Linked DNA regions of Homo sapiens: region 2 is linked to region 1. Evidence: chromatin loops called from intact Hi-C (ENCODE). Cell type or tissue: endothelial cell of umbilical vein. All regions are shown on one strand. Each heading gives the region's core, and the rest is flanking DNA. Links, peaks and the distances in the headings are about the cores only.

Region 1 (16,205 bases), core at 3,756-11,755:
AATAGGCAATCTCACTTTACAGTAAACTTTCACAGGATACAACTATAATATCTATATTCAGGACTCCAGAAACATTGCTTAGTTTCATATATAAACAGAAAAGGATATTTTTTCAGCATATATAGGGTAGCTAGCCTTGCTGCTTGGAAGTTGGCTCTTAGAGTTCGGTAGACAGCTTTCCGAAGACCGATGAGATGCTGACTTGGATGCTGTCCAGCTTTATTAAATGGGCAAGCAGCACTGACCCTGTCAAGCAAACTTGAAAAGTAAAATGTGATACAACTGTACAGGTGTCCTAAAGTTTTTGTTTCCTAAATCCACAATTCTATTAAATGTAGAAAACAAATTCCTCTTTCATGATCTTCACTAGAAAATGATTATACATATGTCAACTCAGGTCTCATAAAATAGTCATTTCTGTGACTAGATATATATATATATGTATATATAGACAACCACTAAAAAAAAGACAAAAAATTAACATCTCAAAGAGCAAAGGCTTCCTCTGATGTGGGGAAACAATGGATTCTGGCTGAGATATAACAGAAATGTAGAAATATTTATTAAGAATCCACATCTTTTTTACATAGACACTATGCTTGCTAACATATATTAGAGAAGAGCTACTTTATATTCAGTTTTCAAAACCTATATCCATAGGAAGTATGAAGACCTTAATTATAAACACTTTTAAATTCTTAATATACATTTACATACGTTCATCACATATGTTCACTGATCATATTTTGGTCACTTGTACAGAAAAAATACTGTATAGAAATACATTCTGTACATTCATAAAAGTAGGGTAAAATTACTTACCCACCTGCTGCCACTGGCACTTACCTACTCAAAATGAAGTAGGGGACGTGGAAAGATAACAGGACCAGTGGCCAACAGGGGAATACAAGTAGAAAGGCAAAGTAAGGGTTACTGCATAGTAGCATAGCTACTCTCAAAGCTGTTCAAGAGGAAGCACATTTCATGGCACTTCCCATAAGATTAATGGGGAGTACCTAATTTGTAACAATGACATACAATGTATTACATTTCATAACTTACAGTATATATGAGTAAATACCTGGTTATCAGATAAATTTTTTCACCTAACCAGTAATCTTTCCCAACAGTAAAACAAAATATTGGCATTTGTAAATTGCTTATACTATAACACAAAGCTATAAAACAACACACCTAACTCAAAACTTTAAAAATGTTAAACCATACTAAAATGTATTCAGGTATTAAAAATCTATAAAAACCAAATTTTAAAAAATCTATAAAAAGCAGAGGATGATGACTGACAGGCTTATGTTAAGACAAGGGAATGAAGGCAAAAAAGGTTTCAATTATTTGTGAGAGAGGACAATTTGAGTCAGAAACAAAACAGCATTCATGATTTCAATATATGGCACTACTGCTTGTGCTCCATTTTACTAAATCAGTTTTAAAAACTGTCTAATTTTGAAAATGTCTAAAAAATTATGATTCAAGACTTATTATTCATTTTTCAACCCATTATCCAGTTAGATAGAGACAAAGGAAGCACAATTTCTTCCAATACTTCTCTTCGTCTGTCATCTGAATGGGTAGAAGTCATAATCTGGAAGGTAAATCATGTCTAACTGGCCCACTTTACCTCTTCGTGCAAATTCCATGGGGACAGATAAAGTTGGAAAATGACACAAGGCACAGAATCCTCTATACACGCCTAACCATTAGTTGAACAAAGCCACTTTGTTCAACCAGTAAGTCCTCTCAATAAAATAAAAAGGAACTATTACTTTTTTTTTGTTTTTGAAACGGAGTCTCGCTCTGTCGTCCAGGCTGGAGTGCAGTAGCGCGATCTCGGCTCACTGCAAGCTCTGCCTCCCGGGTTCATGCCATTCTCCTGCCTCAGCCTCCCGGGTAGCTGGGTCTACAGGCACCCGCCACCACGCCCGGCTAATTTCTTTTTGTATTTTTAGTAGAGACGGGGTTTCACCGTGTTAGCCAGGATAGCTACGATCTCCTGACCTCGTGATCCGCCCGCCTCGGCCTCCCAAAGTGCTGGGATTACAGGTGTGGGCCACCGTGCCCGGCCGGAAATATTACTTATTTTAAGCATGATTTTTTTAAACTTTTAAAATTTGACACTTAAACAACTTAAAAACGTGCTATCCTTTAAGTCAATAAGAAGTAGACTTCAACTAATGCAACGACAAAAATCAACAGATGCTAAGAACTTTTATACTTTTTTTTTTGAGACCAAGTCTGTTGCCCAACCTAGACAGAATCTGTTGTCTCCAGTTCTGTTGCCCAAACTGGAGTGCAGTGGCACAATCTTGGCTCACTACAGCCTCAACCTCCTGGGGTTTAAGCAATCCTCACACCTCAGCCTCCCGAGTAGCTGGGACTACAGGTGTGTGCCACCACGTCTGGCTAATTTTTTATTATTTGTAGAGATGGGGTTTTGCTAGATTGCCTAGGCTAGTCTTGAACTCCTGGGCTCAAGTGATCCTCATGCCTCGACCTCCCAAAGTGCTGGGATTACGGGTGTGAGCCATTGTGCCTGGCTGACTTTTATACTTTGATTGAGAAGAAAGAGAAATTATAAAATCCATCTTATGTCTTGGGATTGTGTGTAGAACACAAGAGAGTAAAGAACAAGATAACTACTGGGATTCTTCCATTTCTCTATTCCATGATTTTTTAGAAACAGTGTTTATCTCAAGATTGTGTAATGTTCTAGAGCAGAACAGAGTGAAGGATGCGATGGCTACCAGAGGTTCTTCACTCCCTCTTTTCATGATTTTCTAGATACGACTAATTAAGAGCTATGAATGTTCTTCACCATATGCTTACTTTCCCCCACCTATAGATTGCAAAAGTTATATAGGTTATATAAATTATTAAATATACTAGCACACAACTGTCATCTGTTAGTGTTTGGCAGGTGTCCAGTGTACTGCAAGCCGGGTTTAGAATCAGATGGAATGGATATGAATATTTACCATTTATAATTCTATGCCTTTAGTTGTATGCAAAAGTGACTAGCATAGTATATGGAATATAGTTGGTGCTCAATAAATGTAACTTTCCCTTTAATAATAGATTAAGTAGTCAATATATCCTACAGCTTAATATACTTACAGCTAGACTGGTGAATATTTAATTTCCTGTAAGAATGGAAAACATCACTATTTGCATGATATTCTGAGAGTATCAGTGCTATAATATCTGCTAATATTTACCTGAACAGTTATTAGTACATGTCAAGAGTTTTCAAAATGCATTTATAGCAGATACGTCTATCATAAAGAAGGCATTTGAAAGGGAGTAATGGGAGCAAGCATTTACTGGGTAACTACTGCACGTTAGGTTCAGTATCAGACACTCTCTATATATTATCTCATATAATCACATGGTAACATACAGAAATAATCATGATCTCCAAAGTACTTTAGTTCCTCAAAGCAGATAGGCAGAATCATACTACATATTAAATCTAGCACATAATGTATTTATTCCTTCACTTAGCAGTTAATTGACTTTAGTAAGTACTAAAGAGAAAAGCACTTTTTTTTCCTATAAATGCAACATAGAAATGAAAATAGGTAATAAATATTCTCCTTTATGGAATAGAAAATAATCATTTAAGAAATAAAATAAAAAATGAACTCACAGTGTAAATCCTCTGGAAATCACTTCGGTTTCTTGAATGAGACGTAAAGCTTTTCTCACGAGGTTAGTAAAAGCTCGGCTGTTTGTGGCCATATCTTCCAAATGAACGCTGTATTTTTTTAGGGTCACTTGTAGTTTGGCTGTCCTCCATAATCTCAAAGCTCTTATGACCAGATACACAAATAGAATCACTCCCCATACCAGCCAGGAAGACACAATCCACCAAGTGGGAAGCATAACGAGCAAGCTAATGAAGGCAAATAGCATTGAGAGATCCCTGGGAACAAGAAAGGAAGAAAATGATATGCATCAGATTAGAGAAAGAAAGATGAATTACTTTAATCAGTAAAAACAAAATTTAAATTTAGGTTTACTAAATAAATAAAATGCTAGCTTCTTTGTAAAGCATAACTTAAAAATATATGACATTTAAGAAGGTGATGTGAAAGATTTTTAAAATACCTCGCAACTAGACAATAGTGCTTAGGTATTAACATCTGAGCTGATAAATTTAAGTAAGAAAACAGGTATCTTCTGGAATCAGGTAAAGCTGATTTCACAAAAGAAACTCAAATTCTCTGTAGGTGCTGACTGAATGCTGGGCAGAACCAACAAAAGGCCTCTACATTTCCTACATATACAGAATCTGGAGCTAGAAATACCACCCATCGCCTGCAGGATAAAATCAAACTTCATTAGCTCAGTCTACAAAATCCTTCAGAAGTTGGCCCAGAACATGTCTTGAGTCAGATCAGCATCCCAGCCCTCAACTCCAAGCATTGTAAACCAGAACATCTCTTCCTTCTCTTTCCTTTTTGCCTGGTGTCATCTTATATTTAATACCAAAATCCTATGCGTTCAAACCTTCCTCTGACACCAAGTCTTCTGTGAAGATTTTGCCAAAAGCTTGAAATAGTTACTTCTAATTTTAGCCAACCCCTCTTCTGTGACCCCAAAGAAATTGCTACATTTCTCTTTATGACATTAATAAAAATGATAATAAATATAACAATAGGCATCTTCTGAAACCACTTTTAAAAAAATAAAAAATATATGGAATCCTTAACCTAAAAAGCAAATTAGAGATTTTAAAATCCGATTTTATAGATTTAAAAGTAAAAATACTATTTCAGAGATATTATAAATCCCTTTTCCTAAAATCAAACTTTATTTGCATAGAAACACATACTAGATCAAGAATATGTACACATTTTTCCAATTAGAAATGATACACACTTGATGAGTAATTGTTTGAATAAAGTCCTCTAATTTTAAATAATCATCATCAATTTGGAATATACATACTTACCACAGACCATGATATGGACAAGGTTTGTACTTTTATACTACTTTAATTGAAACAAAAATATGTACACATTTTAAAATTCATATCAATTGCAAGTCTAACAGACTAAAATACATCTTTAAAGCAATGAATGCTTTGGTGAAAATGTGTATATATAAGAAAGAGGGGGCCAGGCACAGTGGCCCACGCCTGTAATCTCAGCACTTTGAGAGGCACAGGTGGGAGGACCACTTGAGCCCAGGAGTTCGAGACCAGACTGGGCAACACAGTAGGACCCCTTCTCTACAAAAAATTTAAAAATTAGCTGGGTGTGGTTGCATGCATCCGTAGTCCCTGCTATTCGGAGGCTGAGGCGGAGGGATCACTTGAGCAGGCTGCAGTAAGCCGAGATCATGCCACTGCACTCCAGCCTGGGTGGCAAAGCAGGACCTTGTCTCAAAAAAAAAAAAAAAAAAAAAGAAAAGAAAAGAAAGAGGGGAGTATAAGGGGGATGTGTCTGAGAATAGCTGAAAAACAGCAATATTTGGAAAGAGTTATAATAATCATATTGCAAAGAAAATCACATGCAATTTCTTATTAAATATTTGCCCTGGCCAGGTGCAGGGGCTCGTGCCTGTAATCCCAGCACTTTGGGAGGCTGAGGCAGGCAGATCACTTGAGTTCAGGAATTCAAGACCAGCCTGGGCAACATGGCAAAACCCTGTCTCTGAAAAAAATACAAAAATTAGCCAGGTATGGTGGCATGCTCCTATAGTCCCAGGTATTTGGGAGGCTAGGGCAGGAGGATCACTTGAGTCTAGGAGGCTGAGGCTGCAGTGAGCTGAGGTCACACCACTGTACTCCAGCCTGAGCAACAGAGACCCTGTCTCAAAAAATAAGTAAATAAATAAATATTTGCCCTAATTTCCTTTAGAATCCTTTACTTTTCAGATAATACTGGCAATACCATAAAGCAAAATCTCATCATATACTTTTGTATGTTAATAGTAAACTCTAAAATCATTTATAGGTCTCATAGTTGCTTGATTATATTTGTGGGTAAAGGAAAGTTAGTAAAGTAGTAAATTCTTAAAACCTATGGTTCCTTCTATCAGCTCCTTAAATTCTTGTATTTTTGAAGGATAAGAAGCTTTACTTCTTCATGATCATATCTGAGTGACTGCAGAATGAAGCATTTGTCAGTGTGACAGGGAAGACATAAATACAGAACCTTGAGGCCAATGAATGTAACTGCCTATATAACTTGAACAGTTTGAATAGTGATTTAGTGTACTTCTTGATTCATTCCTCCCTTCTATGTCAAATTTAATAAAGTACTTTAACAGGAAGAAGACATCAATAATTTTTTATATATAATCGCTTTTTGCTACACATTCTTTTTTTTTCTTTTAACAGATTATTGCTTGGGACTTCTGCTCTAGACCCAAATAGTTCAAGAGGTTGAAAAGTTTTAGGATGGTCTGAATGAATCATCAAATCACATTCCCTGTGATCTTTTCTCAGCCAACACAGCCAGAATCAACTGCCTACCTCCATGTCCCATCCTATTCTTGGTGTCTCTACAATATAGTTACGATAAAACCTATTAATTATAAAGAAACACAAAGAAGGTTAGGTTTGCATGCACACATGTGAATAGGTGTATGGGTAAAATAAATTCTTTTTTTTTTCCCCTTAGAGACAGGGTCTCGCTTTGTTGCTCAGGCTGGAGTGCAGTGGTGTGATCACGGCTCACTGCACTCTGCAACTGCTGGGCTCAAGCAATCCTCCCATATCAGTCTCCCAAGGAGCTAGGTCTACAGACATATGCCAACATACCTGAACTCATTTTTTCATGTTTTGTAGAGATGGGATTTTGCTACGTTGCCCAGGCTGGTCTCAAACTCTTGGCCTTAAGCAATCCTACCACCTCAGCCTCCCAAAGTGTTGGGATTACAGGCATGAGCCACTGCACCTGGCAGAGTAACTTTTTGGCACTTGTTATACCCATTTGCTAGGTTGCTGAGCACAGAACTAATTTTAATGAGTTGGAAGTATATAATAACCAAATTGGATTTTTTTCCCTAGCTTCACTTTAAATAGTATTTACTTTAGAAAGGCACTTTTTCCCCCCATATTGTTACTTTAATTGTACTGCTAAATGTATGGAATGTTTATGCCTTTACAATGGAGAGCACAATGATGGGTTTCCTCTGCTAATACTCTGTATGTAAGCAGTCAAAGAATAGGTGTTTTCTGGACAGTACCAAATATTAGGGGTTGCCAGGGAGCAAAGTGTTGGAAGGTGTCCATTTTCCTGTTGTTGAGATTGCCCTGCAGACAGGATACTGGGATCAAGTAGCTCAATCAGCTCCACATCCTCTTGTAACAGGACTTCCTGTTGCAGGATGGTATGTAATGAGTCGAGTCGGAATCCAATATCCTTGCCATTAAAATACCAGAAGAGAGGTATTAACACATATATAATATTGCATTAAACGCTAAGCTCCTAATGTACTAATAAAATTTGGTGGTGTTTATTTTCAGAAGATACTTCAAGAAGAAACAACAGTCCAATCTACCTTCAGTATGATAGCTGGGTTTTATTTTCACTGTAAATGTGAAACAGTAAAGGTTGAGATAGACATTATTGAGCCATCAGATGTAAAAGATAAATTTTTAATAACAAGATGTAAAGTAATTACAGATTAACAAACTTGTCTAGTTAAGCCTAATTGATTAAATTGCTAGGGCACGACATGGAAAATATAATCCTATAACATAAAAGATGCTGTCCCTGAAGCTGTAACAATATAGCCAATATTTAAGAATTTTATTAGCAGGATCAAGGCCTCCTAAAAATGGATATTCAGATATTTAAAAATACACTATTAAGGAATGCAATGTAAAATCACACTAACATTTGCATAGCACTTTATAGTTTACAAAATGCCTTCACATATACGAGCTCATTTATTTCTCCTTCTCTTCTTTCTATTCATCTATCAAGGAATATCTTCTATAAGCCAGGCATCAGGCTTGACACTGAAGACACAAAATGAAAAAGATATACAAGTCTCTATTCTTAAAGAGTTCGTAGTTTAATGAAGTGACCCAAAAAGTAAACAGTTGCAATATAACATGCAAAGGAGTGTGATGAAATACACCTAGAGTACTATGAAAATGGCATAGAGGGACCAAGCCTGTAATGAAGTCAGAGAAAGTAAAAGAGGTGAAGCCTGAGCTAAGTTTTAAAGGATGAACAAAAATTGACCAGACAAAGGAGTTGGAGAAGTGGGATGGTACAGGATAAAAGCCTTTCTAATTTGGGGAAGTGTGAGTCGTCGATATTAGATGATATTATTAATAGATTGTGCACAGAGTGCACATGGTAGAGAGGTGAGAGATGAGGTAGCACTGTTAGGGCAGATAGGTGAATTCTCACAGTAACCCTGTGATGTACCTTATCATCCTCCTCTCCATTATGTAGGGGAGAACACCAAAGCCCAAAGAGATTAAGTAACTTTCCAGAATTTTGATTTCAAATCCTAAGCGTTTGGTAGCTGTGTTTCCCTGCATATAGTCTGCCTCAAAAGAAAATTTAAAGTTGTATTTTGTATTAAATTTAAACAAATAGAGGCCGGGTGCAGTGGCTCACGCCTGTAGTCCCAGCACTTTGGTAGGCCAAGGTGGGCGGATCACCTGAGGTCAGGATTTCGAGACCAGCCTGGCCAATATGGTGAAACCCCATCTCTACTAACATACAAAAATTAGCTGGGCATGGTGGCACATGCCTGTAATCCTGGCTACTTGGGAAGCTGAGGCAGGAGAATCTCTTGAACCCAGGAGGCGGAGGTTGCAGTGAGCCGAGATTGTGCCACTGCACTACAACCTGGACAACAGAGCAAGATTCCGTCTCAAAAAAAATAAAAATAAAAAATAAACCAAAACCAAACAAACAAATTTAGTACTAGAGTGATCCTACTATATGATCAAAATAAAGAGAATGATGGACAAGGCCATTAACAATTAAAGTAAAACCTGTTAGGTCTAGGGTGTGAAGGCAACAGGTTTGCTCTTCTTAGTTAATTTAATCATCCCCACACCACACATTCCAGGCCTCGCTGATCATAATGAGGACTTCAGTAAGAATGAGGTGAACCATATATCAAACTGAGCCCATGACCTCTTGATCAGGGTTATATGCCACTTTTAGAGAAGAAGATTTTTAATATTAGGTGCATTTAGATATATTTTATTTATCTTCAGTCCAAAAAGAGAGCATCTTCTCAATGGAATGTTGATCTTTCTTTTAGCCTGATATGGCTTTTTTTTTTTTTTTTACCATCTACTGACACACTCTGCATGTACCTCTGCAGCACTTTTATGTTTCATATTTGAACAACTGCCTCTTCTCTCTTCCCACAATTCTGATTCTAACATTAGGAACCACTTAATTTGACATCCCACCCCACTTTCATAAAAACAGAGCAACACAACTCACTTTATACTATTGTTCAGAGGGGAGAAAAAAGGAGCGCAGGGGCATGGTAGCTTTTTGAGTAATCTCTGAAATTGATCTTACTATTTGGTTCCCCAATTAGACACAGCCATATTCAATGCAAGTATTAAAAATCAAACTTTTGCTACAAAAGCTTTAGACCATACCTTTTATGAGACTTCTATGTACCTATATAAGGTAAGTTTGAAGAAGCCTAACGAGTTGAAGGCTAAAGCTGACAGAGAGTGGAAAAGCCAGTAATATTCAATGGCAGTGCTCTCTCTTCACAGATATTCTACTTAATCAGTTACTCACTTTCTTTAACACCATTCCCTGGCATCAGACTTATGTGTAAAACTGGGATAACACCTCCCCAAAACCAACGTGCTTAGAGGAAGTATTAATAGCATTAGGAATATCTGATTTAAGAATGTGACAAACCCACTGGGCACTGTGGTTCACCCCTGTAATCCCAGCACTTTGGGAGGCTAAGGCGGGCAGATCACTTGAGGCCAAGAGTTCAAGACCAGCATGGCCAACAGAGTGAAACCTCATCTCTACTAAAAATACAGATATTAGCCAGGTTTGGTGGCGTGCACCTGTAGTCCCAGCTACTTGTGAGGCTGAGGCACAAGAATTGCTTGAGCCTGGGAGGCAGAGGTTGCAGTGAGCCGAGATGGTGCCACTGTACTGCAGCCTGAAAAATAGAAGGAGACTCTGTCTCAAAAAAAAAAAAAAAAAAAAAAAAAGTGATCAACCAACAACCTACAATCATCTATGAATACAAATAAACTTGAAAGGCACCAAGACACTCCAAATAACTAAAACAATGTTATCTTAGTGATTAGATTGCCTCACGTAGAGGAAAAACTTGAACTATATACTGATTATTATAACGGTTTAAATTGAATCAGATTAATGAATTAAGTTTCTTTCTTAAGGATAAAATGTAAAATTAGATATTACTCTTTGATTATAAAAATAAGAACTGCAGAAAACATGTTAACTGTGTTACAAGGTAACAATCAAACTACCAGAAAAACTGACACCTGCAAATTAAGAAACATGTCATGACAGTACTATTTGGACTGGGAAGCCCAGATCCAGGTCTCAAACAAATGAAGAAACTGAAAAGGTGCTAATTCTGATCGATTTAAATATTAGCAGGTATCACCTGCATGGCTGGAGGCTCTATGCTCCTGGGATGTGTACTATGTAAACTTTGGCACATTTTCAACAAGTCTGAGTGCCAGGACTTAGTGTCTAGCTTTATATCCTTGCTCCACAACTTAAGCATGTTAATAAGCTCTCTGTGCCAGTTTCCTCTTTGGCAAAAGTGGGATAATAACAGTAGCTACTTCACAGGGTTGTTATGAGGATTAAATAAGTCAGTATCTATAAAATACCAAGAAGAGTGGCTCATAGTAAGCACTGTATGTTAGCTATTACTGTTGTCACTATCTATGCAATAACTGAAACAATAAAGAAAAGCACACGTTGGATATATTACAATACAAAAACTTATAGAACACAAAGTAATTATTACTAGGTTGATGCAGAAAATAAGAGACACAATAGGCTGAAGTTTCGGGAAAGCTTTGAGAAAAAGCTAGGAGTGCTTATTGAAAAGATTCTAATGGATCAAGAAAAAAAAAACAGAAAGTATTCCATCACAGTATAAGAGCACAAACATAGACATACAGAATAAGTACGGAATAAAGGAAAATGAAGACTGGGTTCATTGATACAAATACTGGTGGACAAAGCTGGAAAGGTAGGTTAGGGCCAAATTATGCAGACTCTTTAGTGCTGACGTGACAAATTTGGACTTGATTTGATTGATAAAGATCTTTCCAGGATCTAAATAGGGAAGTGGCATGAGAAAGTACTTAGGAATTCCTTTCTGCATGGATGAAATGAAAGGTTATGAGAAGGCACAGATAAAAAATTAAGAGATTTTGATTTCTTTTTCCTTAGGGATGAAGAAGAGAACTTATTCATTTGTCAGTATTCTTCAAAGATCTTAATCACTTTGGATATCATGGGGCTTTTTATACAAGGATCAAATAAGATAACACGTGTGAAAGCACTTTATAAGCTAAAAGGCACTTAAAAAGTGCCATTACCACTACCCATCATGGTTGCTATAAAGGATTTTTTTAATTTTTAAGAAAAGTACTATAAAAATGAACATTAGTAAAATGTTCAGATATCACAGAGCAATTGCCAATATTCTTACAAAAGAAATGAGGGCCTGCTTCAATATCTGTATAGCTAACAACATTTTAAATACGTCACAATCAAGGGGAAAAAGTCAAGCAATCTCACGCCAAAAGCCACCTTGGCAATTTCTTGTTCCATTACTAGTAAACTAATCCTTAGGTATGTATTCTTATAGTTCTCCATAATATAGGCACAAAAGGGATGCATACAGAAGCTGGCACTGTATAGTGAAACATCACATGAAACATGTGGCCAGTGACACAGAATCAAGAATGAAAAGACCAGGCCTAGGCAGACTATGACTAAATCACAGAAAAATGTATATGGATCCATATACCTTACCACAGTCCTAGTATCACTGAAGAATGAGATGGCTCCACCTGGATAAAAATGGCATTATATGTAGACGATAAGACACTTCATTGACCTTCTCAATACACCTTCAACAAAGATGAAACCCTGAACAAAGAACTTGACAATTTGGATTGCTAAAAAAGTAATTTTAGTCAGCCAAAAAATAATAATACTTGAGCTAGAGAGGTCGTATGCTATAGCAGAAAGAGCATGGCTTTGGAACCAAGAGACCTGGGTTCAAATTCTGGCTCTATCACTTTCTAGCTGAACATTTTTAGACAATTCACTCAGTAAGTTATTAAAACAAACTGATTGTCTGAACCTTGGTTTTCTCGTTACTGAAGCAGACTAAATCTTATAGTGTTGTTTAGATTACCAAATCAAAATGTGAAAGCACTTTGTAAACAATCTCCTTACAAATGTTAATTTACAGGAATGATAATTCTTAAGGTTACAGGCCAGCAGAGATCCTGAAACCTGCTTACTTGTAACTACATTACTCCTTCTGGGAGCCATGAGAACCACATAACTTGAATTTTTAGGCTATACTCCCTGGATTTTGTATTGTTAGGACGTCAGAAGGTTGAAGTATTTCCCCCCTGGAGTTCTGTTACAGCAGAGAGTAGAAAAAAACAAAGCCTCACAAAAATCACAAAGACCTTTCAGGTTGACTGTTTCGAGTCTTTGGGAAATTCTGTGATTTAACAGATTGAATTGATCCCACTAATGACATATTCCTTTACCTATAGAGAGGGATACCTGTCAATGGAGGAAGAGGGCAATAGTAAATTAGCAATCTAACAAATAACGTTTCAATAACTATCAGAGTATTCCATTCTGAGTGGCTAATAACCTCTTTAAAAGCTATAAACAATACCAGTAAGCCCAAATTAAAAGATCCTGAGTTACTGCAGAATCTCTAGTAAAAATCAATTGCTGGCCAAATTGATAGCAAAACAAATTCTGATTCACCAATTATTTCACTAATAACCTAGAACCCTGAAAAGTGGCAAAAAGAAGTGACCACTTACCAACTTGTGAAGTAAGTCATCTTTCTTATTGCACTGAGAAAAAAAAATCCAACTTTTGATGGTTTCAGCCACTTTTAACAGGATACCTTGCTGAAGGAAATGAATGACATTGTATAGGATTATTAAAAGCATACCCAAACAGCAGAAAAACTTCAAAGTACTTACCTCCAATCAATGAGAATTTATATCAGAAAAGGAAGAAAAAAATTGTCCAGGTTATATACCTTGTCAGTACATCTCAGCCTCCTTATTAGTTCCTAAATTTTGTTGCATATCAGGATCACCTGGAGATTTTAGTTAGAAACATATTCTTGGGCCCCCAAACTAAAGATTCTGATTCAATACATTTGGAATGAGGCCTGAAAATCCGATTTTTAAAGAGCAGGCAGAAGTCATTCTGAAGCAGCCCATTTATCCTGGGGAGACTATGTACTATGTCAACATGATGATAGTATTTATTTCAGAAAGAAAAATCATAGGGTGGTTACAAGTTCTCAAATATTAAGACCATTTCATTCCACAATACTAAGTCAAAAAGATACTTTGACCATTTTAGAAAAACTGTCATATATTGATAAAAAAGCTTTACTACTGAATCAACCAAAAATTCAATTTACCTTAATAGCCCATTCCTTGAGCATGCCAGTAAGTGCAGTTTATATTCATTGAGTGATTACTATATCCCAGGTACTGCAAAGGGTCATGGGAAAAAAGATAAATACATGTAACTATTGTTTTCAAGAACTTAGTATAGAAGAAGAGACAATATAAAGAATTACAATCAATGTAAAGTCTGAAAAAGTATTGGAAAAGAGGAGGTCAGAGAGGAGCTAACACTGGAGTTCAGTCCTAACGGATGAGTAGGAATTTAACAAAGAAGGGAAGAACGAGTTGGGCACGGTGGCTCATGCCTGTAACCCCAGCACTTTGGGAGGCCGAGGAGGGCGGAGCACCTGAGGTCAGGGGTTTGAGACCAGCCTGACCAACATGGAGAAACCCCGTCTCTACGAAAAATACAAAATTAGCCAGGCATAGTGGTGCATGCCTGTAATCCCAGCTACTCGGGAGGCTGAGGCAGGCGAATCACTTGAACCCGGGAGGCAGAGGTTGTGGTGAGCCGAGATCGCGCCATTGCACTCCAGCCTGGGTGACAAGAGCGAAACTGCATCTCAAAAAAAAAAGAGAAGATCACTTCAGTCAAGGGAAGAGGATGAAGGAAAGAGCCATTAAAGCACATGTCATGGGGATGGTGGCGCACTCCAGGACAGTTATGACCCAAGAGAAGAAGGGATTAGTAAGGAAGTTAAAAAGGTACACTGAGATAGGTTTTAAAGGATCTTAGACTTACACACCATAATAGTATGAACATTATCCTGTAGGGTGTGAGGAGCTACCAAAGATTTTTATGCAAGGAAGCGAAACAATAAAGAAAAATAATTGGCAATAGTGCAGGGGCTAAACTGGCAGGGTATGATTGTAGACAAGAAGCATGATTAAAAGGATATTCAAGGCCGGGGGCGGTGGCTCCCGCCTGTAATCCCAGCACTTTGGGAGGCCGAGGTGGGTGGATCACAAGGTCAGGAGTTCGAGATCAGCCTGGCCAACATAGTGAAACCCCGTCTCTACTAAAAATACAAAAAATTAGCCGGGCGTGGTGGTGGGCACCTATAATCCCAGCTACTCAGGAGGCTGAGGCAGGAGAATCGCTTGCACCCGGGAGGTGGAGGTTGCAGCGAGCTGAGATCGCACCACTGCACTCAAGGCTGGGCGACAGCGCGAGACTCCATCTCAAAAAAGAGAAAAGAAAATTAATCACTCAGCTAAATAACAATAAAGGCCTTTAAGTTAGGTAATGAGTACAAAAAAGATCATGAATAAGAGTTAGATTTAAGAGACACAGAAGCTGACTTGATGTATCACTTGATGACCAAGGCTATGTCAGCGCGATTGGAAATGGTATGGTAACTGAGAGGGTGGTGATTTGGGACTATTAAAAAGAACACTTTTTGTTTGTTTGTTTTGGGGGTGTCTGAGGGGGTAGTGATTTGGGACTATTAAAAGGAACATTTTTTGTTTGTTTGTTTTGGGGGTGTCTGAGGAAGTCCTATTTTAGACAAGTTGAATCTGAGCTTTGTGGGGCACATGTAGAAGAAAATGTCTAACAAGCACCTGGAACTCAGCAAAGCCTGGAGAATGGACATAAGTGGCAAGAAAGTAGATGAGATCCCCAGAGAAGATATCAAGCCAACGAGAAGCCTGCTGCTAAAACTCTATGGAATGAATTTAAGAATAATCACAGGAAAAGAAACCAGAAAAAGAGACAGAATGAATATTCATAGTAAGAATATCAGGGCAGACTACTTAACAACTACTAACAAGCATATGCAAAAATAAAGTTAAAAAAGAGAGAGCAATTAATGCTAAGGATGGTTTCATTAAGAACTCATAGAAAAACAGCTTTTCAGAGGAAATAATTGATACTTCATTCCTTGAACAGAATTTTGGGAGCAATTCTAAACATACATTCCCTGACAATGAGCTAAACAATACAACAAGTTTTCTAAAATTTAGCTCTCCCCAAATTAGGAAAAAAATTGGTCGGGCATGGTGGCTCATGCCTGTAATCTCAGCAGTTTAGGCCAAGGTAGGCGGATCACTTGAGGTCAGGAGTTTAAGACCAGCCTGGCCAACAAGGTAAAACCCCATCTCTACTAAAAATACAAAACTTGGCTGGGCGTGGTGGCCTGTGCCTGTAATCCCAGCTACTTGGGAAGCTGAGGCAGGAGAATTGCTTGAACCTGGGAGATGGAGGTTGCAGTGAACCAATATTGCGTCACTGCCCTCCAACCTGGGCGACAGAGTGAGACTCCGTCTCAAAAAAAAAAAAAAAAAAAAAAAAAGAACTTCGTTTTAGAAAAATATAGATCCTACAGTTAAAAACTTGTCTTAGAAATGTGCAATATGGCTGGGTGTGGTGGCTCACATCTGTAAGGCCAAGGTAGGAGGACTGCTTGAAGTCAGGAGTTTGAGACCAACCTGGGCAACATAGTGAGTGGTAATTTTTAAATCTTTACAAAAAATAAAGAAGAAAATTAGCTGGGCATGGTGGCACATGTCCGTGGTCCCAGGTACTTGGGAGGCAGAGGTG
Region 2 (16,205 bases), core at 4,175-12,174, 55 kb before region 1:
TTTCTCTCCTTACTAATAAAGAGCTCTTTCCTTCCTAATACCTCAGAGTTTTCTCCTTTAGAGTTGGATTTGACTTGAATTTAGTATAAATGGCTAATAATAATTTACATCAAAGAACCTGTTTTAATTTATAAAGCATTTGGTGTATTTCATCTTGTATGTATATCACATTTATAACAGTTTTGTGAGGTCAGCAAAGCATTTCTCTCGTCCTGACTGGGGAGGTTGAGTCTGAGGAGTGAATTGGCTTACCCAAGATTATATAGCTAATCAGTCCTGAGGTTGGGGTTGACAAATTTCAATCCAATCCTCTTTCTAAATGTTACTGCACATCAAATAAATAAATAAATAAATAAATAAATAAATAAATAAATAAAGAATGAGTAGGCCTGGTGCAGTGGTTTACGCCTGTAATCCCAGAGCTTTGGGAGGCCGAAGTGAGAGAATCACTTGAGCCTAGGATTTCAAGCCCAGCAACATAGCAAGATTCCGTCTCCACAAAATAATAATAGTAATAACAAGGAGCAGGAATGTAAAATGGTACAGCCCCTATGGAAAACAGTATGGCATTTCCTCAATGATCTGGCAATTCCACATATGGTTATATACCCAAACAGATAATTATTTCATAGCAGCATCATTCACACAGCCAAGAGGTGGAAACAACTGAAGTTTCCATTAACAGATGAAGGGATAAACAAATGTGGTGTGTGTGTGTGTGTGGGTGGGTGTGTGTGTGTGTATGTAGACAGTGGAATATTGTTCAGTTTTAAAAGGGAATGAACCTCTGACACATTCAACAACACAGATAAACCTTGAAGACAATGCTAAGTGAAATGAGACACACAAAAGGACAAATATTATATGATTCCACTTACATAAGGTACCTAGAATAGTCACAAAAAACAAAACAGTGGTTCCCAGGGATAGGGGAGGGAGCACGGGGAGTTATTAAACAGTGACTCTGGGAGTTTAGAATAATGAAAAAGTTCTGAAGGTGGATGGTGCCGATGGTTGTACAACAATGTGAATGTACTTAATGTCACTGAACTGTACAGTTAAAAATGGCTAAAATGGTCAATTTTATGATACATATATTCATCACAATATAGAAAGATTTCAAAAACAATAGAAAAGAGAGGCAGTGTAGGAAAAGCAGCAAACCTTGATCCTAGTCCTGGTCAACCTCTGACTTGTTGGGAGACCACAGATACTTTACCTTTCTGGTCCTTAGTCTCTTTATCTGTAAATCAAGGGAGCCTGGATTAAATGATCTCTAGGTATCCCCCTAATTCTAACAGTCAATCAGAAAAATGCCTTTTCTAAGGGCAGAGCTGCAGCCATATCAGGGGATTACTACTGAGCTCCCAGTTGCTGGTTGAACACTTTGGAAAAGATACATTTCTTGGTCAGGCGTGGTGACTTGTGCCTGTAATCCTAGCACTTTGGGAGGCCGAGGTGGGCGGATCACTTGAGATCAGGAGTTCAAGATCAGCCTGGCCAACATGGCAAAACCCTGTCTCTACTGAAAATACAAATATTAGCCAGGTGTGGTGGCAGGCACCAGTAGTCCCAGCTACTCAGGAGGCTAAGGCAGGAGAACTTCGCTTCAACTCAGGAGGCGGAGGTGGCATTGAGCCAAGATTGCACCACTGCACTCCAGCCTAGGCGACAGAGTGAGACTCCATCTCAAGAAAAAAAAAAAAGACACGTTTCTTAGGCAAGTGATGAAGAAAAACTGACGCAATTATTTCCAGAAATAATATTCCAGAAATAATTGCTAGAGTGCTAGAGTTGCCAGGCTTATTAAAATACAAGCCTGTAGGAAGAAATCCAGACAAAATATCTAGATGCTTTCTGGTTGGAAAAAAACCTTAGGCACCAGTTTGTTTATTTTTTCTCCCCCCCACATCCCCTAGGCTTCTCTAGAGTCTAGAGAAGCTACAGAATAAAGTCGATGAAGTTAATTATTTCAAGCTTGGTGGGTAAAAATCAACCTCTTATGCAAATATAGTTTATAACTTTAAGTAAACAAATATCATCTTAACAAATGCAGTTTCTAATTACAAATATTTATGGTCTCGTGGATAGAAGTCAACCATCTTGTTGACTTGGAACCATTACAACAAATCTTTCTATATCATCAGAAAGTTCTTTGCCCTCCTTAGCAAACAATCTGAGAAAGACACCTTTAAACTGACAAGCTACAGAATAAGTGTACACTTTATGGTAGCTTATATGTAACACTTATCATCCTTTTTCTTAAATCTGTCTAAGATGTATTGGGTTGTTGAGTATTTGTCTTGATAAATACTCAGGTCTGCTGTTAAACTGCTGTGGCTTGCTTCAATAATAATTTATAGTCAGTGTTAAATTAAAGAACACAGGGCTTAGAATGTTGTGTCCTCCAAAAACCAGAAAAAGGAAGGATGAATTGCAAATGGGAAAACTAATTCTTTTGATCTGGATCATGAAGGGGTCAAGATATTTAAGAGAGCATTCCTGGTTGAGGAATGCCCCTCCTGGATGTCACATGCCTCAGTGTCCTGCCTGCCATGAGTCCTCTTCAAACTGTCCACAGTTTCCTGCAGCTTCAGTGACTAGTTCTTTATGCTGGTGACACCCAAATGTCCACCACCAGCTCAGACATCCCCCTGTGCCTTGGGCCCATATACCCAAAGGCATACTGGACTGTTCCACTTGGAGGTGTTCCAAGGACTTGAGTCAACATATCTGAATAAATACTATGTTGGGAGTGATCAATGGTCTAATAAAAATAAAGATAAGGAAAAAGAGGGATAGTGAGAAAGAGGGGCAGCAGAAAAGGGTGACCCCAAGGTGTTCCTTAGAAGGTTCTAGGCCTTGTTTTTATCCTATAAAAATTTTTCTTTTTTTTGCTTCCATCCTTCTTCCTTCTTTCCTTTCTTTCTTCCTTTCCTTCCTCCCTCCTTCCCTTCCTTCCTTCCTTCCTCCCTTCCTTCCTTTCTCATGAATATATCCACAAGTCATTAGATTTCAAAATCATAAATTCTCATAAGATCTTAAAGGGAAAAACCCTTCCTTCCGTCCTCATGAATATATCCACAAGTCATTAGAGTTCAAAATCATAAATCTTCATAAGATCTTAAAGGGAAAATGATTCCAGGAGTGTCTCTACATATATACAGAGAAAGTTATTGAGATGAATTTTGTATTTGATGAGAGCCTGACTAAGGGGTATATATATATATATATATATTGAGACTGCATCTCGCTGTGTCGCCCAGGCTGGAGTGCTGTGGCGCAATCTCGGCTCACTGCAACCTCCGTCTCCTGGGTTCAAATGATTCTCCTGCCTCAGCCTCCCAAGTAGCTGGGATTACAGATGCACACCACCACACTCAGCTAATTTTTGTCTTTTTACTAGAGATAGGGTTTTGCCATGTTGGCCAGGATGTTCTCAAACTCTTGACCTCGGGTGATCCACCCGCCTAGACCTCCCAAAGTGCTTGGATTATAGGCATGAGTCACTGCCCCCGGCCTAAGGGCTATATTTTTAAAAGCCCTCTTGAAGAATCTTGAAAACATCATGCAAAGTGAAAACAGACGCAAAAGGCCACAAATTGTATGATTTCATGTATATGAAATGTTCAGAATAGGCAAATCTATAGGGACTGACACTAGATTAGTGGCTTCCAGATGCTGGAGTGAGGGGAAAATGGGAAGTGACTCCTAGTGGATATGGGGTTTATTTTAGGGGGATGAGAATGTTCTTGAAGTAGATAGTAGTAATGGTTGTACAACCTTGTGAATATAGTAAAAACCACTGAATTTGAATTTTTAAAAGGTTGAAAAAAAAGGACCTCATCCCCAATGCTCCCTCAAAAAAAAAAAAAAAAAATAACAAGAAGGATGTAGTCAGACATCAAGGTTAAGAGTGTCATAAAAATTATTTTTGCTGTAGAGGAAGTGAACTGATTTTCATGGAGCTGTACAAATAGCACACAAACTAGAAATCTGTTTGGCTCAGCCAGCAAATGTTCCCGAATAAATTATTCTGTATCAAAGCTCAAAGGTTTCCTTCCTTTTTGAATTTCTAAATGTACCTTCTAATTATAAATACATTGAACAACAAGGAAGAGGTAGTGACAAAAAAAATTGACATTCTTCCTCCTAGTGTTATCCTCCACTCCACTTAACAGGCATGCAGGTCTGTGTTTTGTTTCTTAATCAACCAAAGATCTTTAGTTGCAAGCAACAGGAACCAATTCTGATTAACCTAAGTGGGGTGTTGGTTTAAAGGATTTAGGGCAATTTACAGAGTCAAAGACAGCCTTCATCAGCTCCTTGGTAAAACCCTGGGAGAGGCGGGAGCCAGGGCAGCCTCAATAATCTCAGCAGCAGACACTCTGCACCCTTCTTTCCAGGGCGCTGCTTCCAGATGGCATCAACTTTTCATGTTGTCTATCTTGGAAAGTTTCTGCTTCAGATGCAGCCCATAAGAGATAAAGTCTGATTGGCCTCACTGATAAAGTGAGATATAATGTGAGCCTGATTTGACTCACCTGTGCAATCACATGCAAAATCACGTGTTTAGCCATGAGCTCTAGTTTGGAAAAGTCTTCATAGGTGCCTATCCTAATTCCATAGTGTAACATGAATAGAAAGGCATAGCTGTTGAGAGATCAATGACTTTGAAAGTTTGCTTCCTATTAGGTTGGTGCAAAGTAATTGCATACTTTTAATGGTAAAAACTGCAATTACTTTTGCGGCAACCTAATATAACACTGCTAGTTAGGAAGGTTGGGTGACACTTCCATTAGGGCTTTTACAGGGGAAAGTATTGAGAGTGAAATTGATTGCTCTTTATTCTTCTAAGTAAATTACCTTTTCTCCACTTTTTCCTGCATGATAACAGAGAGAGTGGCTAGAAAAATCAAGGAAATGTGGCCAGGCGCGTTGGCTCACATCTGTAATCCCAGCACTTTGGGAGGCAGAGGCAGGCAGATCATGAAGTCAGGAGATCAAGACCATTCTGGCTAACATGGTGAAACCCTGCCTCTACTAAAAAATCAGCAGGGCATGGTGGCATGCGCCTGTAGTCCCAGCTACTCAGGAGGCTGAGGCAGGAGAATCGCTTGAATGCAGGGGGCGGAGGTTGCAGTGAACCAAGATCGTGCCACTGCACTCCAGCCTGGGCAACAGAGACTCTGTCTCAAAGAAAAATCAAGTAATTGAAGCTTAGGACAGGGAGAATTCACACAAACAGAATATGCTTGAAAGCTAAACAGCAGTTTCACTTTTAACACCTTACCCAGTGAGAGCCGTACAAGATGGGCCACAGAAACATAAATACTTATAGCTATTTTTATGGGCCCCTAGTTCTCCTCTAAAAAACAAAATAAATACTGCATGGAGTTTAAGAAAAGAATTAATCTGTTCAGGCGTGGTGGCTCACGCCTGTAATCCCAGCACTTTGGGAGGCCAAGGCGGGCGGATCATGAGGTCAGGAGATGGAGACCATCCTGGCCAACAAGGTGAAACCCCATCTACACTAAAAATACAAAAATTAGCTGGGCGTGGTGTTGCATGCCTGTAATCCCAGCTACTCGGGAGGCTGAGGCAGGAGAATTTCTTGAACCCGGGAAGCAGAGGTTACAGTGAGCCAAGATCATGCCACTGCACTCCAGCCTGGCAACAGAGCAAGACTCTGTCTCAAAAAACAGAGTTTGTAAACAAAACAAAACAAAACAAAACAAAACAAAACAAAAAGAATTAATCTGAAGAAAACCAACTAATAATTAGACAATTACAAATAATTGAATTTTTCATTCTGTTTTCTTTCCAAGTCTAGTACCTCCTTCAGTGTGGCTTTGAACTCTTCAAAGTTCACTCTAAGTATGTGAGTCTGGTACCATGGAGACCAGTACAAATATCTAGAAGCAGGTGGTTTGGGCATGTCTGGTTTGAATCTGAGGAATTAGAATGCAGGTTCTCCTTGGCAAGGAGGCCTATCTTATAAAGCTGCATTGAGAGGTTTTTCTGTGACTGTATGGCAAGTCAACAGGGATGTGGTTATCAAAACAAGTTTAAGAACTTAGGGGTCAGTTATTGGTAAGAAACAGAGATTTCATCATGCTGAGCTTTGGGGAATGGTCACAGTGTTAAAGGGGGGCTGGATGGTCACAGAGAGAAGGGAAATGGAAGTCCTCTCTTAATGTGGATATACTTAGTAACTTCCCTCACCAAATCCCACCAGCCAAACATGGTATGTGAGCAGCCAGTCACCCTGTAGTCCCATTTCCAGTTTCTGCTTTTAGAGGCATGTTTGAACAGAGGCTTACATGTCTTCTACTTGGAGCCTTAAGAAAAAGCTTTTCGTAGACTGAGAGAAAAACCAGTACCTACCAAGGAAGTATGAAAATCTGATTGACATTGATGTCGTGATAGTTTTTTTTTTTTTTTTGAGACAGAGTCTAGCTCTGTCACCCAGGCTGGAGTGCAGCAGCATGATCTTGGGTTACTGCAACTGCTGCCTCCCAGGTTCAAGCGATTCTCCTGCTTCAGGCTCCCGAGTAGCTGGGATTGCAGGCATGCACCACCACGCCCAGCTAATTTTTATATTTTAGTACAGACGGGGTTTCACCATGTTGGCCAGGTTGGTCTTGAACTCCTGACCTCAGGCGATCTGCCCACATCTGCCTCCCAAAGTGCTGGGATTACAGGCATGAGCCACTGGGGGTGGCCATGATAGTTATTTTAAGATCAGGAATTCCCAGTGCACAGCTGTTCCTTATCCTTTATGTGACAGCTGTAATGGCTCTGTGCTTTAAAAGTTAACCTAGTTTAGTAGCCATTTTTAATTTTTAAAAATTTTTGTATATTTAGGGTGCACAAGTGCATATTTCTTGCATACCTATATTGCATAGTGGTGTAGTCTGGGCTTCCAGAAACCCCCAAGAATACTAAAATCTGAGGATGCTCAAGTCTCTGATATAAAATGGCATAGTATTTGCATATGCCTACACACATTCTCCCATATACTTTAAATAATCTCTAGATTACTTATAATACCTAACACAATGTAAATGTCATGTAAATAGTTGTATTGCATTTTTATTTGTATTATTACTTATTATTGATTGTTCTTTTTTTTCCAAATATTTTCCATCTGCAGTTTGTTGAATCCATGAATGTGGAACCTTAGATACTAAGGGCTGATAGTATTTTGAGGGAATGGGCGTCACACTCACATATGGAGCTCAATCTTTACGACTTTGACTAGTGATGATGGTGGTAAATGTAGTGAGGATGGTGTGTGTGTGTGTGTGTGTGTGTGTGTGCGTGTGTGTGTAGAAATGGGGGGTTAAATGGGTCCATTAGCAATGTTGAGCCCCTGGTCTATTTTTTAAAATAGGATATCACACAGGTAGATAGGGTGGGGAGTTGTCTCCTGTTTGTTTTTATATAAATGAGACTTTTAGGATTCTCAGGGGGGAGTGTTTTCGAGGTCTCTACTCTCTCTACTTAAAGACATGCACCTTTTCCAGTCCCTACTTAACTGAAAGAGTTGCTCTCTGGAAGCTTCTTGGGAAGTTTCATTGAGTTTCACTGAGGTTGAGTGGTGAGTACTTCAGAGCATTATAGAATCTGTTTGCTTTCATTTAGTCATTAGGTCAATATTTAGTCGCCACAGGCTAATATATTTTGTTTGAGAGAACAAATCAGGGAGTGTTTGCTTGGTTTGAGTTGTTTGGAAAAGTCTTTTAATTCCATTCAATTCAATTCCTGGAACAATGGTGTAACTGGTAGGGTTTAAACATTTAACCTCTCACTGCAGTCAACTAGATAAAGTAGGCCAGACTGGATCCCCCAACCAGATAAAAAGAAAACCTTTTCAGTTTACACAGTGCTTTTGCAATAGGATTCTCACATTAACCTGATGAGTAATAAGGAATTTAAACATTGAGGATGGCGGCATGGGGGAGTGATTCCAAAGAAATGAGCTGAATAGTTTTAATATGTAAGGGAACAACACAGAGAAATAAATTGCCCACTTGATTAACTTCTTGTTTTTTTGAGATGGAGTCTCACTCTGTCACCCAGGCTGGAGTGCAGTGGTGCAATCTCGGCTCACTGCAACCTCTGCCTACTGGGTTCAAGAGATTCTCCTGCCTCAGCTTCCTGAGTAGCTGGGATTACAGGCGCCCGCCACCATGGCTGGCTGACTTTTGTATTTTTAGTAGAGACAGGGTTTCACCATGTTGGCCAGGCTAGTCTCGAACTCCTGGCCTCAAGTGATCTGCCCGCCTCAGCCTCCTAAAGTGCTGGGATTACAGGTCTCAGCTACCATGCCCGGCCTTGATTAACTTCTTTTAGGGGTCCTGTGATTAAACTAAATGTGAACAGGGGAATTGTTATGTTGCCTGAAGTGGTAATTAGGATTCCCATGCATGTATGTGAGCATGTCTGTGAATGTATGTCTAGTACAAGGAAGGTCATTCCATAAATGCATGTTGAATTAAATATTCTATTTGTTACCATACATTATTAATAAACAAAATATTATAAAATCATAATAGCGCTTTTGGCTTTTCTAAACCATTCAGGTATTCTCTATAGAATTTCCTACTCTATTTTCAAAATCTATTCATTCCTAAGGTATCTTAGAATATGTAATAAATCAAAAACAAATATAGGCCAGGTGCGGTGGCTCATGTCTGTAATCCTGGCATTTTGGGAGACTGCGGTAGGCAAATCGCTTGAGCCCAGGAGTTTGAGACCAGCCTGGGCAATATGGCGAAACCCCATCTCTACAAAAAAATACAAAAATTAGCAGGGCCTGGTGGCACATGACTGTGGTCCCAGTTACTTGGGAGGCTGAGGTGGGAGGATCACCTGAGCCCAGGAAGGTTGAGGCTGCAGTGAACTGAGATTGTGCCACTGCACTCCAGGCTAAGTGACAGTGAGACTTTGTAAAAAAAAAAAAAAAAAAAGGAAAAGAAAGAGAAAATAAATGTAAACCTTAAAAAAAGAATAAACAGGAACCAGACAACAGGGTAAAAACCAGACTAAATAAACATGACTTACATCCTGCTCTGAAATGTGGCTTGCAAGGGCGAAAGTGATCAGGACCGGACATAGTTACTCTACCGAAGACATCTTTGCTTTGGTAGCTGTAGGAACCCAGCAAGAGCACCATGTTTTGTTTATTCACCAGTAGATGAAATCCTCAAACAGAACACTCATAACCCACTTAATGTGCGTTCTCATATCTGCAACCAAAGCAGAGGGAACAAAAAGCTCCATTGATACGTTCAATGATAATATATAAGCACTTGCTTCTTATGGCAACACTGAGGTTGGGTAAGTTGGTGAACATCGCAAGCTATGAGGAATACAGTGGCCCAGAAATTGGACCTGAAGAGAAAAGCACTACTAAAAATCAGGCAAGAACTTTCCATGAGAATAAAACTGCCGCCAATATTGTTGCCAGCATTTGATGTGTATTAATCTCATTTTATTATTGCAAACCTATAAGCCAAGTATCTGTAAAATGGGAATGTCCCACCTCACAGGTGCCTGTGGCTGGTGGGACCTGGTGTGCTGGAAGAACAACAGTGTTCATTCCAACAGTGTTGGAATAACAGAACAAGGCATGCAGTCAGAAAGGAGCCATGTACTGATCTTAATAATTAATGACTTACTATTATGCTTACTCTTCACTGTAACCTGTCAATGCCCTTGTGAAATAGGAATAATTGTTCTCAATAAGTGAGAGAACTGGAGCTATGGGAGGTGACCACAGAGATCAAGTGGTAAAAGACCAGACACTTTAACCCAGTTAAATCTAGTGTTCTCTCTGCTATGTCTCAGCAAAGTCCAACAGATTGTCTCATTTTGTAGCACCCTAAGAGCTGAAACAGCAGGAGATCTGGCTCTGGAGATCAGAAAGGGTCTAGCAACATTTCTTCATCCAGTATAATTTGGCGTCTGACCTGAACACCACTGTCTGACTTTTAGGTGTCATGTCTAAGTTTGCTTGTTTGCTTGTTTTTATCATCTTTGCAAGATTTGTGCTGTTGATCATGTGCTTCTTTAAACCCCTTCCTCCTCTGGCTTCTGTGTCACATGTCCTAATTTTATACTGCTGACCACTGGGTTTTATACTGTAAGTTTAGCCTGGATGATAGCTAACATTTATGGAGTTCTTCTTATGTGGGAGGCTCTGTCTCAATCCCTTTATCTGTATTAACATGTATTAATTTATTTAATCAACATAACAAGCCTATGAATCAGATAGCATTATTGTCCTGTTTGAAAAAGATAAGGAAACTCAGCAACAAAAGAAAAATAAATTGGACTTCCGCAAAATTAAAAACATTTGTGCATCAAAGAATACTGTCAAGATAGTGGAAACACAACCTACAGAATGGGAGAATTTGCAAAATCTGATAAGAGATTAATATCCAGAATATGTAAAGAACTATACAACTCAACAACAAGAAAAATAAACAACTGAATTCAAAAACAAGCAAAGGACCTGAACAGACATTTATTCAAAAAAGATATACAAATGGCCCCACCTTTCTTGATGTTATGGCAGCTTTTGACATGTTAGTCATGGCCTCTTTTATAACAAAATGTTATTCAGCTTCTAGGCCACCACTTCTGTCACCAACTGCTCCTTTTCAGTCTCCTTTGCAAGTTCCTTTTTGTCTCCTAACCTCTGAAATGTAGATTCCCCAAGGATGTCAGAGTTCTGACACAGTACTCCAACCTATGTTCATGACTTTGGTATTACCATTATTATTATTTTGAGAAAGAGTCTTGCTCTGTCGCTCTGGCTGGAGTGCAGTGGCGCAATCTCAGCTCACTGCAACCTCATCCTCCCAGGTTCAAACGATTCTCCTGCCTCAGCCTCCTGAGTAGCTGGGATTACAGGCATGCACCACCACACCTGGCTAATTTTTGTAATTTTTAGTAGAGGTGGGGTTTCACCATGTTGGCCAGGCTGATTTCGAACTCCTGACCTCAAATGATCCACCCACCTCAGCCTCCCAAAGTGCTGGTATTACAGGCGTGAGCCACCGCGCCTGGCCGAACTTGGGCTCTTATATCAAACTGCCTATTCAACATTTCCACCTGTTGATTAATAGCTATTTCGTACTGAACCTATCCAAAACCAGCTGCCTGTCCCATCTCAGAAAAGGACCTCTGTTCTTCCAGATTCTTAGACCAAACACCTTAGAATTATTTAGACTTCCCCTTTCTCAGACTAGATTCATTACATCAGCAAACCCTCTTGGCCTTACCTTCACCATATATCCAGAATTTGACCCTCCTCACAACCTTCACCACCAACCATCCTCCCTCACATAGATCACTGCAATAACCAACAGGTCTCCCTTCTCCCCATCCCTGTCAGACTTCCATGAAAAAGAATGCTTTTTAAACTTAATAATGCTTTTCAAACCTAAGTGAAATCATGTCAACTCCACTGCTTACAACCCTTCAGTGGCTTCCTATCTCATTAAGAGTAAAACCATATTCCATTCATTACAAGGTGCTCCTTGACCTTCCTAGCCCTGTTCTTACAGGGCTTTAGCCACTTACCTCTCACTACTTTTGGGAAACTCTTCTCTCTGTGGTATTTGCGGGGATGGTTCCCTCACTCCTTTCATGTCTGACCACCTTGTATAAAAAAGTATTCTCCATTCCCACATAGCCCTCATGTTCAGCTTTATTTTCTATACAGCATTTACCATCACCTGCCTCCCAATATATATTTATTGTCTAACTTTCCCCTCTAGTATTCAATGAGGGCAGAAACCTTGTTCCCTGCTCTGTCCTTAGCACCAAACACTCTGAGTGGCCATTATGGCTTTGGTTAATTTTTGTTTTTTTCGATATAGGGTCTCACTCTGTTGCTCAGACTGGAGTGCAGTGGCGTGCAATCAAGGCTCACTGCAGCCTTGACCTCTGGGCTCCGGTGATCTTCCCATCTCAGTTTCCCAGGTAGCTGGGACTACAGGTATGTGCCATCACACGTGACTGATTTTTTTTTTTGGTATTTTTTTGTAGAGATGGGCTTTTGCCATATTGTCCAGGCTGGTCTTGAACTTCTGGGCTCAAGTGATCTGCCTGCCTTGGCCTCCCAAAGTGCTGGGATTACAGGTGTAAGCTGCCATGCCAGGCTGGCTTTGGTTAATGTTGAAAAGGGTGTGTGTGTGTATGTGTGTGTGCACAAATTATAGGGCTTTTAATGAATGTAGATTTTGTGGTGAAAACCTTCAAAACATGACACCCATGGTGAGTATCATGGGTTCTTGGTTGTTAAAATGCTGAGAACCTCTAGGTTAGATTATTCCAGGTTTTGAAGTTCTACTAAAATTAAAACTCAATAAAACATCATCAGACTAAGCTATTCCTGCAAGAACTGAACACACAGCCCTGCCCCGGTTTCTCTAGGCGCCAGGTTAGGCCTATGAGGTGATAGCTTGAATATATACAGAACGGTAAACTTTCTTATGTGTGAATATAAGCCCCAAATAAGAATGAAACATTATCAACATATTGAAAACAAATTTTTTTGAGACAGCGTCTTGCTATGTCACCCAGGCTGGAGTACAGTGGCACAATCATGGCTCACTGCAGCCTCAACCTCTTGGGCTCAAGCAGTCCTTCCACCTCAGCCTCCCAAGTAGCTGAGACTACAGGCATGTGCCACCATGCCAGGCTAATTTTTTATTTTTCATAGAGATGGAGTTTCACAATGTTGCCCAGGCTGTTCTCAAACTCCTGTGCTCAAGTGATCCTCCCATCTCAGCCTCCCTAAGTGCTGGGATTAAAGACTTGAGCCACCGCACCTGGTCCTTATCAATTTTTAAAATTTCATCTTCCCCCCCTCCAATGATACAAGTATTTCATGTTCATTTTGGGGGAAAAAAAAACTGGCTAAAAATCATCCTTATGTCACTGTTTAGAAAGAATCATTAAGTTCTTCAGATCTTATAAAATATTCACGTATGTATTTTTTATTGTAATCTTGTCATTGGCTATCATGACCCATGTATCATAGCTTAATCTTCTAAGTTCAAGCAAGATAAATGGCTTGATGGCTAATAGCCAGGCATGGGTGCTAAAGAACAGAGACAAACCATTTTAGATTAAGGAACCACACAGAACTCAATTACAGCCAACAATGGCTTCATAGATGGTTCTAGACATGAAATAAGAAAGATTCTTTTGTTTCAGAAATGAAGATAAGCCAGAAACTTGTATACCCACAAAGAAAACCTTGCAATAGGACATCCCTTCATAATGAAAAGATTATGCTATCTAAGGAGAAAGGAATAACAAGTAATCACAGGGAGCTATTGTTCCTTTTGAATGTGTACACTTTAACTTTCAAGTACTTGCGTTGGATTGCTTGAAAATATAAGGGTATACTTTGCCCTCAGCAGTATTAAGTTCTGTGCTGGAACTAGCTACATTTTTTTTTTTTTTTTAAACTAGGGTCTCCTTCCCCTGCCACCTTTTCTTACCGAGTCTCAGTCTGTCTCCCAGGCTGGAGTGCAGTGGTGCGATCTCAGCTTACTGCGATCTCAGCTCACTGCAACCTCCTCCTCCCAGGTTCAAGAGATTCTCCTGTCTGTCTCCCAAGTAGTTGGGATTACAGGCACGTGCCACCACACCCAGCTAATTTTTGTATTTTTAGTAGAGACAGGGTTTCATCATGTTGGCCAGGCTGGTCTCGAACTCCTGACCTTAAGTGATCCGCCTGCTTTGGCCTCTGAAGTCCCCTCTTATTCTTTCTGTCCAACCTCTAACAGTTGAATATTCTCAAGTTATTTACTGTGCCTAAAAATAAGCTCTCTCTTGCAACTCTCTTGCACAGAAGGACAAACTTGGCTTTACCTAGTAGAGTTGTATCTTTTTATTAATAATAGAGGAACAGAGTTTTAAAAATGGAAGAGGCTTTCAGAGGTCTAGTCCCATTTATAAATCATAATTAATGCTGTTTGTTGTTTTTACAGAAGAAACTGTGGCTTAATATGGTTAAGTGATTTGCCTGAGTTTTAGAGAAGTAGTTTTTAATCCAGAATTCAAGTCTAATGACTTCCAAATTTAAGGGCTCTTTGCCTGGCACAGTGGCTCGCACTTGTAATCCTGGCTATTCCCGAGGCTGAGGCAAGGGGATCACTTGAGCCTAACAGTTTGAGACCAGCCTGGACAACACAGTGAGACCCTGTCTCTTTTTAGAAAAAGAAGAAGAACAACAAAAAACCAAAATCAAGGTCTCTGTACCGTCTCCTAGAGATTAGCTGTAAAATGAAATGTATATACATAGGCAGTTTATCATAACGATGAAGAGCAGATGTTGGTATCTCTTAGGATCTAATTATCTAATTAGGATACTGGTTCTGACACTTTGTGTGTGTGACTGAGTGAGAAAACTACTGAGCCTGTTTTCTTATCTTTAAACAATATCTTCTAGGAATATATTTCTAGGAACATGTATGATGACTATTTTATGTGTATACCATGAACATTTTCTCATAAAGACACATTTGGAGATCTTTTAAATGGGACTACTTTTTAATGATCAGATTCTGAAAATGTTCATTTTTACAGATGTACATTCAGGCAAAATTACCATTTGCCAACTTAATTTTCAATGGCTATAGCACATCTGCTAAAGACCTTCAAAAGCAAATTGTGAAGACAAGGAAGGACTACTATATGGGATATTTCCTACTCAATGACTTCAGAATCCAGTAATTACACATATTCTACCTTATCTCATACTTTCAATTAGAAAATTCCAAACAAGGGTCAAGTTTCAAAAATTGCCTTTATAGATATTTATTCCTTGCTTTAAATCTTTTCTGGAAAGAAATGGCTTATTATTTAAAAGTCCGGTTCAAGGGAGGCCACTTTCTCTTTAACTAGCTTTTAGTATACAGAACCATTTTGGAGTTCCCATGAATGTTCCTAAGAGTGTAGGTAAGCCTAGAAAGGTTCAAACCAGTAACATTAATTCAACCAACTTGTCAAAGTATGCTTCATCGGGTGTTCATGACCTTCTTGGTGTCAGTGTCTTTTCTGTCAAGGAGGTTATATAAGTCAATAAATATAACATGCCCAGAATGTATTCAGTGGCTAACAATCACTGGGAATGGCAAAAATGGAACTTTAAAATTTACACTGCTGTTTTCACTGTGATAAATTATCATATGAGGCACTTAAATGAACAAACAAAACTTGGAGTAATGAATCAATGGCTTTCCCAGACAACTGCCATCTTTTGGCATATTAACAAATTCTGAAAAATACTATAATGGAAGAAAAACAGATAGGAAGGAAAAGGGATTTTTACCTTTTGGTATTAATCCATATGGCAAAGAGCAGAATAAAAAAGGTACACACACAAAAAGATATAAGGAAGTATGGATTTTATTAGAGACTTCTTAAGCTTAGAAGGAACAACAATAATACATATATATATAAATCTATAGTTGGGTTGTTGTAAAATCCTTTAACATAATTGACAAAAATTCCATATGATTAAATACCGAAAATAAAGTACTGTGTTAAAAAATTATAGATATTTGCACACTCATGTTTACAGCAGCATTATTCACAATAGCCAAGAGATGGAGGCAACCCAAACGTCCACCAACAGATGAATGGATAAAAAAATGTGGTAAATACATGCAGTGGAATATTATTCAGCCTTAAAATGGCAGGAAATCCTATCACATTCTACAATATGGATGAACCTTGAGGACATTATGTTAAGTGAAATATGTCAGCTACAAAAGGACAAATCCTGTATGATTCCATTTATATGAGGTATCTAAAGTAGTGAAATTCATAGAGAAAAGTAGAATGATGGTTGCCAAGGCTGTGGGGAAGGGGAAAATGGGAGTTGTTTAATGGGTATAGAGTCCCAGATTTGCAAGATGAAAAAATTCTGAAGATCTGTTTCACACCAATGTGACTGGACTTAATCTCATTGAACTATACACATAAAAATGGTTAAGATAGTAAAATTTATATGTGTTTTTAAAAATCACAATTTAAAAGATGCAAAAAAAGAGAGTACTTTGCCCATCCCCCCAAAGACTATAATCTCAAGTCTTCAGGTAGGGTAGGAAATGTACTACCCTAATATATAAAACACAATTAATCAAAAAGTAAAAATGAAAATACCTCTGAAA

What was found. Peaks named below come from ENCODE experiments on the same cell type or tissue, not always from the same donor. Only the 100,000 strongest peaks of a DNase experiment are listed, where the experiment ranks them.
Region 2: it touches region 1 in a loop (4-fold over the local background); 2 of 110 quality-filtered maps call a loop at or near these places.

The regions. Positions count from the first base shown.
Region 1 is chr12:95,254,092-95,270,296 of GRCh38, reverse strand. It overlaps VEZT (vezatin, adherens junctions transmembrane protein), which reads right to left. Exons shown (of 12, transcript NM_017599.4): 3 at 13,058-13,147; 4 at 7,216-7,391; 5 at 3,665-3,940; 6 at 109-246. Among named protein-coding and RNA genes, the nearest start is that of VEZT, 44 kb to the right of the region's middle. In endothelial cell of umbilical vein, for the core only: no CTCF peak of the experiment used is centred there; DNase peaks (open chromatin) are centred at 7,246 and 10,786; H3K27ac peaks cover 3,412 bases.
Region 2 is chr12:95,309,866-95,326,070 of GRCh38, reverse strand. MIR3685 (microRNA 3685) reads right to left here and starts at 16,148; the gene lies at 16,087-16,148. In endothelial cell of umbilical vein, for the core only: no CTCF peak of the experiment used is centred there; no DNase peak of the experiment used is centred there.